Regions from separate parts of the Homo sapiens genome. Here region 2 is linked to region 1. A link is a loop called in an ENCODE intact Hi-C map of the cell type or tissue named here. Cell type or tissue: endothelial cell of umbilical vein. All regions are shown on one strand. Links, peaks and the distances in the headings refer to the core of each region. The heading gives the core; the rest is flanking DNA.

Evidence for each region. A loop is a pair of places that touch in the nucleus more often than their neighbours do. Peaks named below come from ENCODE experiments on the same cell type or tissue, not always from the same donor. Only the 100,000 strongest peaks of a DNase experiment are listed, where the experiment ranks them.
Region 2: a loop joins it to region 1, with 2.2 times the contacts of the local background. A loop is called at or near these places in 5 of 110 quality-filtered maps.

The regions. Positions count from the first base shown.
Region 1 is chr5:37,315,344-37,320,898 of GRCh38, reverse strand. It overlaps NUP155 (nucleoporin 155), which reads left to right. Exons shown (of 35, transcript NM_153485.3): 21 at 2,814-2,911. Among named protein-coding and RNA genes, the nearest start is that of NUP155, 53 kb to the left of the region's middle. In endothelial cell of umbilical vein, for the core only: no CTCF peak of the experiment used is centred there; a DNase peak (open chromatin) is centred at 2,878.
Region 2 is chr5:37,062,160-37,067,714 of GRCh38, reverse strand. NIPBL (NIPBL cohesin loading factor) reads right to left here. Exons shown (of 47, transcript NM_133433.4): 46 at 3,737-3,925; 47 at 1,302-3,188. The coding sequence ends at 2,823. Among named protein-coding and RNA genes, the nearest start is that of CPLANE1-AS1, 180 kb to the left of the region's middle. In endothelial cell of umbilical vein, for the core only: no CTCF peak of the experiment used is centred there; no DNase peak of the experiment used is centred there.

The DNA.
Region 1 (5,555 bases), core at 153-5,152:
TGACAGACATGCATCTCAGTCAGCATTAATAATTTAACAAACTCTATTACATTTTGTTTCCTTGCCTTCTACTGCCATCCCTCTCCCTCCAAATTATCTGGAATTTTACTTGTCAGATGTTTTTAGTTTGTTTGGTTTTTTTTCTAACATTATGGTCTTTTGTTAATTGAATTTTACCATTACATCTGCAATTATATGTAAATTTTCTAATCTACTTCTAATTTCTCTTAATTACTCATTTATCTTTACAGTTTTTAGCAGGATGTTTTTTTCATTGATGTTTCTTGAATTGTCACAGAAGCAGTTCTGTCATCTGCAAACAGAGATAGTTTCATCTTTTCCATCTTTTCTTGTCTAGCTCTACTTGCTTTCTCCTCTCTGCACAAGGTAATCTCTCTCTCTCTCTTTTTCTTTTTAATTGAGACAGAGTTTCACTCTTATTACCTAGGCTGGAGTGCGATGGCATGATCCTCGGCTCACCGCAACCTCCGCCTCCCGGGTTCAAGCGATGCTCCTGCCTCAGCCTCCTGAGTAGCTGGGATTACAGGCATGAGCCACCACGCCCAGCTAATTTTGTATTTTTAGTAGAGACGGGGTTTCTCCTTGTTGGTCAGGCTGGTCTCAATCTCCCAACCTCAGGTTATCCACCCGCCTCAGCCTCCCAAAGTGCTGGGATTACAGGCATGAGCCGCTGCGCCCTGCCACTTATCTCTGTCTGTCTTTTCTCTTTTTTTTTCTTTTTTAGGCAATCTTGCTCTGTCATTGAGGCTGGAGTGCAGTGATGTGATCATTATTCCCTGCAATCTCAGACTCAGCCGCCTGAGTAGCTGGGGCTACAGGCATGTGCTGCCACACCTGGCTGATTTTTTCTTATTTTTCTCAGAGATAGGGTCTCACTGTGTTGCCCAGGCTGGTCTAAAACTCTTGGCCTCAAGTTATGCTCCCTCCTTAGCTTCCCAAAGTGCTGGGATTACAGGCATGACCCACTGCATCCACCCTTACTTGAGGTGTTTTTTGGTTTTCTTTTTTGAGACTGGTCTCACTCTGTTGCCCAGGCCGGAGTGCAGTGGCATGATCACGGCTCACCGCAACTTTGACCTCCCAGCTTCAAGTGATCCTCCCACCTCAGCCTCCTGAGTAGTTGGGACTACAGGCACATGCTACCATGCTCAGCTAATTTTTTTATTTCACATTTTGTAGAGACAAGTTCTCACTGTTTTGCCCACGTTGATCTTGCACTCCTGGGCTTAGGTGATCCTCCTGTCTTGGCCTCAAAAAATGCTGGGATTTTAGGCATGAGCCATCCGCACTCAGCCCTTATTGAATATGTTTAACATATTCATATATTTAACATATTGAATATGCTTACCATATTCAATAAGTGAGTTTGTCAAATGTATTTACTGCATTTTACAGAGATGATCATATCATTTTCCCCCTTACCTTTAACAATAGAGTTAATACATGTCCTAATTTCGACCAACCCTTGGATTCCTATAACATTAGTTTCATTGACTATGGAAATTTTTTAAACAGATTTTTGAGATCTACTTTACATACCACTAAATTTACTCATTTTGAATGTTCAGTTCAGTGACTTTTAGTAAATTCATAGAATTGTGCAACCATCACCACAGTCCAGTTTTAGCACACTTCCATTATCTAGGAGACATACCTCATGTCCATTAGCAGTCACTTTCCATTCCCACTTCTTAGCCCCAGACACTTACTGATCTGCTCTATCTCTGTAGATGTGCCTATTCTTGACATGTCATATAAACAGAATCATACTGTGTGGTCTTTGAGTCTGGCTTCTTTCACTTAGTGTGTTTTGGGGGCTCATGTTTGAGATTTATGTGGTAGGATGTATTCATGCTTTGTTCGTTTTTATTGCCCAATGAATGTGGGATTTTAAGATCATAGACCATTTCTCAGATCTTCGTATACATTTTGCACCATTTTCTTCCCAAAGTTTAATGTTGTAGATGAAAAAGTACATTATCTGTATGATTCTCCTTCCTTTGTAAGTGACTTAGTGTTTACTTTGAAATTTTTTTGTGTTTTTTTCTTTTTGTTACCGAAATTCAAAAGTCACATGATGTCTTTAGGTATATCTTCTTTACAGCTCTCAGTGAGCCTTAAGAATGAACGTCTTGGCTTTGATCAGTTTTCTTCTCTCGTTTTTTATGTATTGTGATACACATTGAATATCCCTTATCCGAACTGTTTGGAACCAGAAGTGTTTTGGCTTTCACGTTTTTTTTGATTTTTAAATATTTGCATTATACTTAGGTTGAGCACCCCATTCCGAAAATTTGAAATCGAAATTGCTCCAGTGCGCATTTCCTTTGAGCATCATGCTGATGTGCAAAACGTTTCAGATTTGGGGACATTTCAGATGTTAGTTTTTTTTTTTATTAGGGATACTCAATCTATGTTTCTTCTGTCCCATTCTCTTTGGAGAATCATATTAACTCTTTTGTATCTAGCTTGTTTCTTCTCTTCCGTAATTTCCTTCCTTCCTTTCTCTCCTTTACCCCCTCTTTTTACTTGATCTTTTTTTTTCTACAGGTTAGGAAAATTTATAGCTGATGTTCTCAGTCATTTAATTGATTTAATCTCAGTCATTTTAAGTAGCATCTGTTTAGTCTGTGTCATAAATTTTTTCTGGCCATCAGCCCTTCTGGTGTTGGTTGCCCAACCTTCTGAATTATTTAAAAAAAGTAAACATATTAAATGTTTGAATTGTACTGTATGTGTTATATCTCAATAAAGCTGTTATAAACACACACATTCTGCAATTTCTGTTTCAGTACTACTGCTAAAGTGCAGCAGAGGCTGATAGGATTCATGCGTCCTGAAAACGGAAATCCCCAGCAAATGCAACAGGAACTGCAGAGGAAGTTTCATGGTAAATTATTGCTTCTCATCAGTTAAGCGTACATGACCTCAGTAAAATTTTATTACTTGAATAGAAAACAATGGACTTTCTTAGTAAGATGTACTTTGTACACAAATATTTGTAATTAAAATATCAGTGTAATTGGGTCCGGGGTGGTGGCTCACACCTGTAATACCAGCACTTTGGAAGGCTGAGTTGGGAGGATCACCTCTTCCTGGGAGGCAGAGGTTGCAGTGAGCTGAGATCATGCCACTGCACTCCAGCCTGGGTGACAGAGTGAGAACCTGCCTCAAAAAAAAAAAAAAAAAGTGTGATTGGGAAAGTAGGATAATATGGATATTAATATGGATATTGTATATTTCCCTATCTCTTTTAGCATATACATTTTTGTTCCTTCCTCCACCAGAAAACATGATACACACCTATTTCATTATGTTTTTTTTATTGTGGTGAAATATATATATACCATAAAATTTACCATTTTTACTTTTTATTTGTTTATGTTTCTGAGACAGAGTTTCACTCTTGTTTCCCAGGCTGGAGTGCAATGGCGTGATCTTGGCTCACTGCAACCTCTGCCTCCTGGGTTCAAGAAATTCTTCTGCCTCAGCCTCCCGAGTAGCTGGGATTAGAGGCATGTGCCACCACGCCCGGCTAATTTTGTATTTTCAGAAGAGACGGGGTTCTTTATGTTGGTCAGGCTGGTCTCGAACTTCCAACCTCAGGTGATCCCGTCCGCCTCGGCCTCCCAAAGTGCTGGGATTACAGATGTGAGCCACCGTGCCCAGCCCCATTTTTACTTTATTTTATTTATTTATTTATTTTTTTGAGACAGAGTCTCACTCTGTCGCCCAGGCTGGAGTGCAGTGGCATGATCTCGGCTCACTGCAAGCTCCACCTCCCGGGTTCACTCCATTCTCCTGCCTCAGCCTTCTGAGTAGCTGGGACTACAGGCGCCCGCCACCACACCTGGCTAATTTTTTTTTTTTGTATTTTTAGTAGAGACAGGGTTTCACCGTGTTTAAGCAGGATGATCTCAATCTCCTGACCTCATGATCCGCCCACCTCAGCCTCCCAAAGTGCTGGGATTACAGGCAAGAGCCACTGCGCCTGGCCCGTTTTTACTGTTTTTAAGTGTACAGTTCAGTGGCATTCAGTATATTCATTTTATGTACCCATTACCAGCATCTATCTCCAGAACTTTTGTCATCTTCCCCAAAAATGTCACTCTGGGCTGGGCGCAGTGGCTCTCACCTGTAATCCCAGCACTTTGGGAGGCCATGGCAGGTGGATCACCTGAGGTCAGGAGTTCAAGACCAGCCTGGCCAACATGTTGAAACCCCATCTCTACCAAAAATACAAAAATTAGCCAGGCGTGGTGGCGGGCACCTGTAATCCCAGCTGCTCGGGAGGCCGAGGCAAGAGAATCACTTGAACCCAGCAGGCGGAGGTTGCAGTGAGCCGAATTTGTGCCATTGCACCCTAGCCTGGGCAACAAGAGCAAGACTCTGTCTTAAAAAAAATAAACACCAAAAGTCACTCTGTACCCATGAAATAATAACCCCCCATTTTTTTCCCCTATCCTAGGTCCCTGGCAACCACCATTCTACTTTCTGTCTCTTGAATTTTACAACTCTGGGTACCCTATTAGGATGAAATCAAATTTTACATTTTGTGGCAGGCTTATGTCACTTAGCATACTGTCCTCGAGGTTCATCCATGTTGTAACGTGTCAGAATTTCCTTCCTTTTTAAGACTGAGTAATTTCTATTGTGTATATGTGCATATGTGCACATATACCACATTTCCTTTATCCATTCATCTGTTGATGGACACTGAGTTACTTCCGTTTTTTGGCTATCGTGAATAATGCTGCTATTAACATGGGTGAACAAATACAAATTAAAGCCTCTGCTTTCAGTTCTTTTGGGTATATACCCAGAAGTGGAATTGCTATATCATATGGTAATTCTATTACTAATTTTTTTGATGAACTGCCATACTGTTTCATAGCAGCTACTGCATTTTATGTTTATGTTTATCTTTATTTCTTTTTGAGACGGAGTTTCACTCTTGTCTCCCAGGCTGGAGTGCAATGGTGCGATCTCAGCTCACTGCAGCCTCCACCTCCCAGGTTCAAGCAATTCTGCCTCAGCCTCCCGAGTAGCTGTGGTTACAGGCATGTGTCACCACACCCAGCTAATTTTTTTATTTTTAGTATAGTTGGGGTTTCACCATGTTGGCCAGGCTGGTCTTGAACTCCTGACCTCAGGTGATCCACCCACTTCGGCCTCCCAAAGTGGTAGGATTACAGGCGTGAGCCACTGCGCCTGGCCAGCCACAGCATTTTATACTTCTAGTAGCAATGCACAAGGGTTCCAATTTCTTCACATCTTTGCCAACATTTGTCATTTTTCTGTCCTTTTATATATAGCCATCCTAATGAACATGGAATGGCATCTCATTGGGATTTTGATTTGCATTTCCCTAATGATTAGTAATATGCCTTTTTATAGAGCTAAAAATATGAATCAAATATTTCATTGTGCTTTTTATCAATTATAAGTAGTAACAAGTAAGGAAAGAGCAAGGCAACTGAAAAGTTCTCATAATCTTCAGTTATTCCAGATACAAGTTAGAACAATAATAAGTT
Region 2 (5,555 bases), core at 303-5,302, 250 kb after region 1:
AGTCAATATAACAAGATTAATCTATGGTAATTAATCAACACACTATAGAGTAAGACTGAACTTTCTAAATACTTAATAGAACTTTGTGAATCCCCAATATACTTAAAGTTTGATTTTGTATATTTGACTGCCAAAGCTTTAATAGTGTTAAGACCTAACAATTCATCTTGAAGAATCTTCAACTTTCTGAAAATTTTGGTTTGTATATTTAAGAGTTAAGGCTTATATTAACATTTGGCTTCTATTAACAGATAAAATAGGAGCTTAGAATATATACAAAATTTCAAAACTGATTCCTAAAATTCCTAAATTTCTTTTTCTTTTTTGAGATGGAGTTTCGCTCTTGTTGCCCAGGCTGGAGTGCTATGGCGTGATCTCGGCTCACCGCAACCTCCGCCTCCTGGGTTCAAGCGATTCTCCTGCCTCAGCCTCTCGAGTAGCTGGGATTACAGGTATGCACCACCACGCCCGGCTAATTTTGTATTTTTAGTAGAGACGGGGTTTCCCCATGTTGGTCAGGCTGGTCTTGAACTCCTGACTTCAGGTGATCTGCCCGCCTCGGCCTCCCAAAGTGCTGGGATTACAGGTGTGAGCCACCGTGCCCTGCCTAAAATTCCTAAATTTCTAATGAGTGGCAAACACAGAATTCCATCTATGGCCAACTGAGGCAACAGAAGACTTACTACTGTGTACCTACTTCCTAAAAATTACTCTGAACAGGATTCCCAAGTATGTATACTACAAGGATCCTTTAGGAACTGGTTTACTTCAATAAGGATCATCTCTCTTAATGTCTGATGTTCAATTAGCTTAGAGTAGTGAGACACAATTACTTCAATTCCAGATTTAAATCCCTATCATGACATTAGTAAATTACCAAATCCTTCTAAGCCTGCTATCCTCATCTACAAAATGAGGATAAAATATATAACGAGAGTTTTTGTGAGAATTAAATGACAGCATGCATCACTGTCACGTAAATAGAATTCAAAACTGGCTTTTTACTCACATTTACATTCTTAGTACTCTCTCTGGGCTGGATTTTATTCTTATATTTTCTCTAACCAGTACCCTTTTTGATATATTATTCTCAGAAGTGACCTCAAATCCTTTGTTGATATACATAAACTCCAAGAAGAACCAACCAACCAACCAACCAACCCAATCTAGTTTTGTTCCAGAGTTCACAGTATAAGGAAAAGAGAAACATGTAAGTAAGGGGAACAAAACGAAGAGTGAGAAAACATTTCCGTGAAGAAAGCATTTGAAAGAATTCCACATAGGAAATAGATCCTGAAAAGTTATTTTCATAGTGGTTTAATAGGTGTCACAAAAAGGTATTTTGTGGCAATGTCATTCTTCCTCAAAAATTGAATACCTTCATTTATTTGCCAATTTCATAAAACAGCATTCTGGAGGTCAATTTTTTCAAAGTGATTTAAAAATAAGTAAAACATTTTTAAAAAGAATTAAACTTGAAACAGACCTCATCCACTGTAAATTTTAGGCATTACTATTCCTGAGTGTCAACTATACATATCAAATGATTAAACACCTCCCTCCTGATTTAGTCAAGATATCTGCAGTAAGTAATGTGTAAATGACAACTGTTCCCAAGACTTATGATAAAAGCTTTTAGCATAGATTAGAAAATGAATAAACATCTCAACAAGTAAAATTACTCTTTTCAGCATTAAAAAATAATTTGTGAAAAATGTAGTGAGTGTAATTATGAAGTGTCATATTCATCTCAACTCTAGTTCTAAAATAACCGGACATCATTTTAACCAAGAGAAATGCTGGTTTTCCAAATAACAGGTTACCTTTACCCGAGGTTTAAAGAATAAATATCAGCATCATGACATCACTAGAAAGAAATTGAAGCATACAAGGAATAAACTATAGTTTCTTTTTATATCAAAATGTACTCTTGAAAATGTGTTTGGCACAGTGCTAAATCATATATAGTTAATACTAAATATTGCAGGATACAATAAAACCCTGGAGTTAATTGTTTACACCCTCTTATGGGAATGAAAATAATAGATACCAATTATTCAGAAGTCAGCCTATACAAACTGTATAAACAATATTTTATGTTTTGCTTTGAAAACCAGTGATATAATAAATTTTACATAAAAGACTGTAAAATAATATAAATGGATTTAAACAGATTTTTACAATAAGAAATTCAAATGGAAACAGACAAGTAACAAAGAGAAGTAAAAAAATTTATTGCAGTATTCGCTCCACCAGATTACCTGGGGATCCCTTTTCTTGTATTGTTTTCAGGGTGACCTAATACATCAAAATCTACATTTACAAAAACTCCTTCTGCAGATAGGTCATAGATACTGCATGCTTTTTTTTTTTTCAACAGAATAAATTATATATCCAGGAGATTCTGCCATTTTACAGCCTGGAAAAAACAATGCTTCCCTGGAAACTGGGCTAAGCTAAAGAAAGCCATCCGCTGCTAGGTTAAACTCCAAGAACACTTTATTAAGAACATTAACAGACTAATTTCCAACATTCACTTGTTTATTTTTTTTAAACAGAAAGTTTTTTTTCCAAGATATAAACAATTTTTGTTAAACTATAATACAGTGGGAGTAAAAATGAACTGAGAATCTGTTTCTGCTGCACAACAGCGAAGGGAGCTCCCACAAAAATGTTTGCCCAACATTTCCTTCTTTTGTTCCTGCATCCCAGGTTCCACTTACTCTTCATAAAACTGATTTTTTTTTGCCAGAATGTTGGTATTTCAAGTTTTTCTGCCTTTTAAAAAAATTCCTGTAAATTTGGCTGCATGTACAAATTCATTAGCTGGAAGTCCCATCCTTGGCGGCATACAGGGATCGTAAAGTCTGAACAACTTTATTAGTCAGCTTATTAGCACTCGTTAGAGCAATTTTTTTGTAAATAATGTCTGACTCTTTAATAGTGTCTACCCAAGGCACCAGTTTGCGGCCATCACGGCGCTTAGCCTCAGTCCAGGAGCCACTGTAGGAGCCTGCCATCCACTGAACACTGAAGCCACTGCTGGTTTTCTGCACTACTCTTGCAATTTGTGGTCGATCTTTGTACTTTGGACAGCAAATAGCGATGACATCCATGACGTCAACACTTTCATTCATCTGTGCTGCCAACTCCGTAGAGTCTGAATTTCGTTTTGACCTTCTCAATGACTAAAACATTGGGAGGGGGGAAAAAAGACCAAGTGTTACACAAAAGAATTTTAGTGAAATTATTGTTTTTATTGCTTTTAATCCCTTGACGCCGGGAGTTGGGATTTCCCGGCACACTTCCATTGCCGGCAATGAGACGCACCGTGACCGCCAGCGCCAAGGGGTTAACATATACTTGTAAAACCATATAACTCTTAATTTGTACCCGTGTCTTTACTCTTATTGATATATAAAATTATATATACATATGAACCATATAGCTACATAAAACTTAGCAACAATAAAAATAACACACATTAATACAATTCAAAGAAAAATTAACCCTTTATGCTGGATAAATCTCATTTCTGTTTTTTTATTGTCTTTTATGTTAAACTTTCTACAAAAGGATGTATAAACGGGTAAGTAGAGAATCTCTATCTACAAAATGTTTTCTCTTTTAAGTATTACATTACTTGGTGTACATTTAATAGACTGACATATATAAGCACATAAAAATCATTTTACGTAATACGCTGCGAAATACGTTGACTCCTCCTCCGCCTCACCCCTGAAGTGCCTCCTCCTCTATCCTCCCCATCACTTTCATCATCTTCTGTCTCTGCTGCTGTATTATTTTTAGGGCTGCCTCCTCCAAGCAGTGAGGTAATTGCTTTGTTCCGAGCATTTGTGCTAGCTGAAACCTCCCCTTCTTCTTCTTCTTCATCAGGGTCCAGATGTTCCATGAGAAGTTTGAACTACAAAAAACAGATATTATTTCAGAATTTTAAGTAAATATTTCAAGCAAGATTGTCAAATTCCTAAATGTTTTCTATGGCAGTAGTTTGGTGTGGGTGAAACAGACGTTAGCCATCATCTAAATTAGGGGCTAGTAAACATTTTCTGTAAACAGCCAGGTGGTAAATATTTTTCATTTTGAAGGTCAAATAGTCTGTCACAACTACCCAACTCTGCCACTGTAGTATGAAAGCAGCTACAGACAAATAAATGAGTGGGCATGAATGTTTTCAATAAAACTTTGTTTGCAAAAACAGGCAATGGGTTAGATACAAAAACAGCCAGAGTTTTCAGACCCTTGGTCCAAGTCATCAAGCAATCAGGTGATAATTACTGATAGACATTTTCTAGTTATCTCCCCTCTTTGCTCTCTGCTAAGACGATACAAGAGAAAGCAAAGAATGTTGAAAAATTTTAAATAAGAACTAAAATATTTTTAAATTTTAGAGTAAGGTTTGCAGTCAATGAATAATATGAAAAGCCACTGTGTAGATTATATTCTTAGTTCAAAAAACCTTATTTTATGTTCAGCTACTTGCTTTAAAGTAGATTTTTAAAAATTTTTTTAAGAAAAATAGAAATGGGGTTTTGCAATGTTGGCCAAACTGGTGTCAAACCTCTGGCCTCGAGTGATCTGCCCACCTCAGCCTCCCAAAGTGCTTGTGAGCCACTACACCTGAAATTAAGTAGATTAAAATATAAAACTTTATTTTTATTTTTTAGGATAGTCCTCTAATTTCAAAAACATTTTTAAAAACTTTTATATTGTGATAAAATAGAAATATCATAAAATTTGCCAGCTTAACCCTTTTTTTTTTTCTTTTTAAATTGAGACAGGGTCTCACTCTGTCACTCAGGCTGAAGTGCAGTGGCACGATCATGGCTCACTGTAGCCTCCACCTCCCAGGCTTAGGTGGTCCTCCCACCTCAGCCTCCCCAGCAGTTGGGACTACAGGTGCACACCGCCATGTCTGGCTAATGTTTGTATTTTTTGTAGAGACAGGGTCTCACCCTGTTGCTCAGGCTGGCCTGGACTTCCTGGACTCAAGCAAACCTCCTACATAGGCCTCCCAAGGTGCTAAGATTACAGGTATAAGCCAGCATGTCCAGCCTACCAGTTTAACCATTTTAAATGTATAATTCATTGGCATATTGTACAACTATCACCACTGTCCATTTCCAGAGCTGTTTCTTTTTTTTTTTAATCACTGGAAACCACAGCTGTCCTCATTAAACAATAACTCCCCGTTCTTTCCTTCCCCGGTCCTTGGTAACCTCTAGTCTATTATCTGTCTCTATTTTTAAAGCACATTTTATATACATACATTTGCATACTTGATAAGTGAGAAAATCTACATATATATATATTGGCATTACTCATATAAGAACATACGAAAAAGTAATAATATTGGTTATCAGAAAAGAAAGGAACAGAATAGCCAAACACGGTAAGAGAATGACTGCTTGCAGTTTTACCTTTTATGACATATAAGCCATGTATTTTTCTGAATTAAAAACATAGCCCTCTGTATCCCCGGATTCCGCACCTGCGGATTCAACCCACAGTGGATCAAAAACTATTTGGAAAAT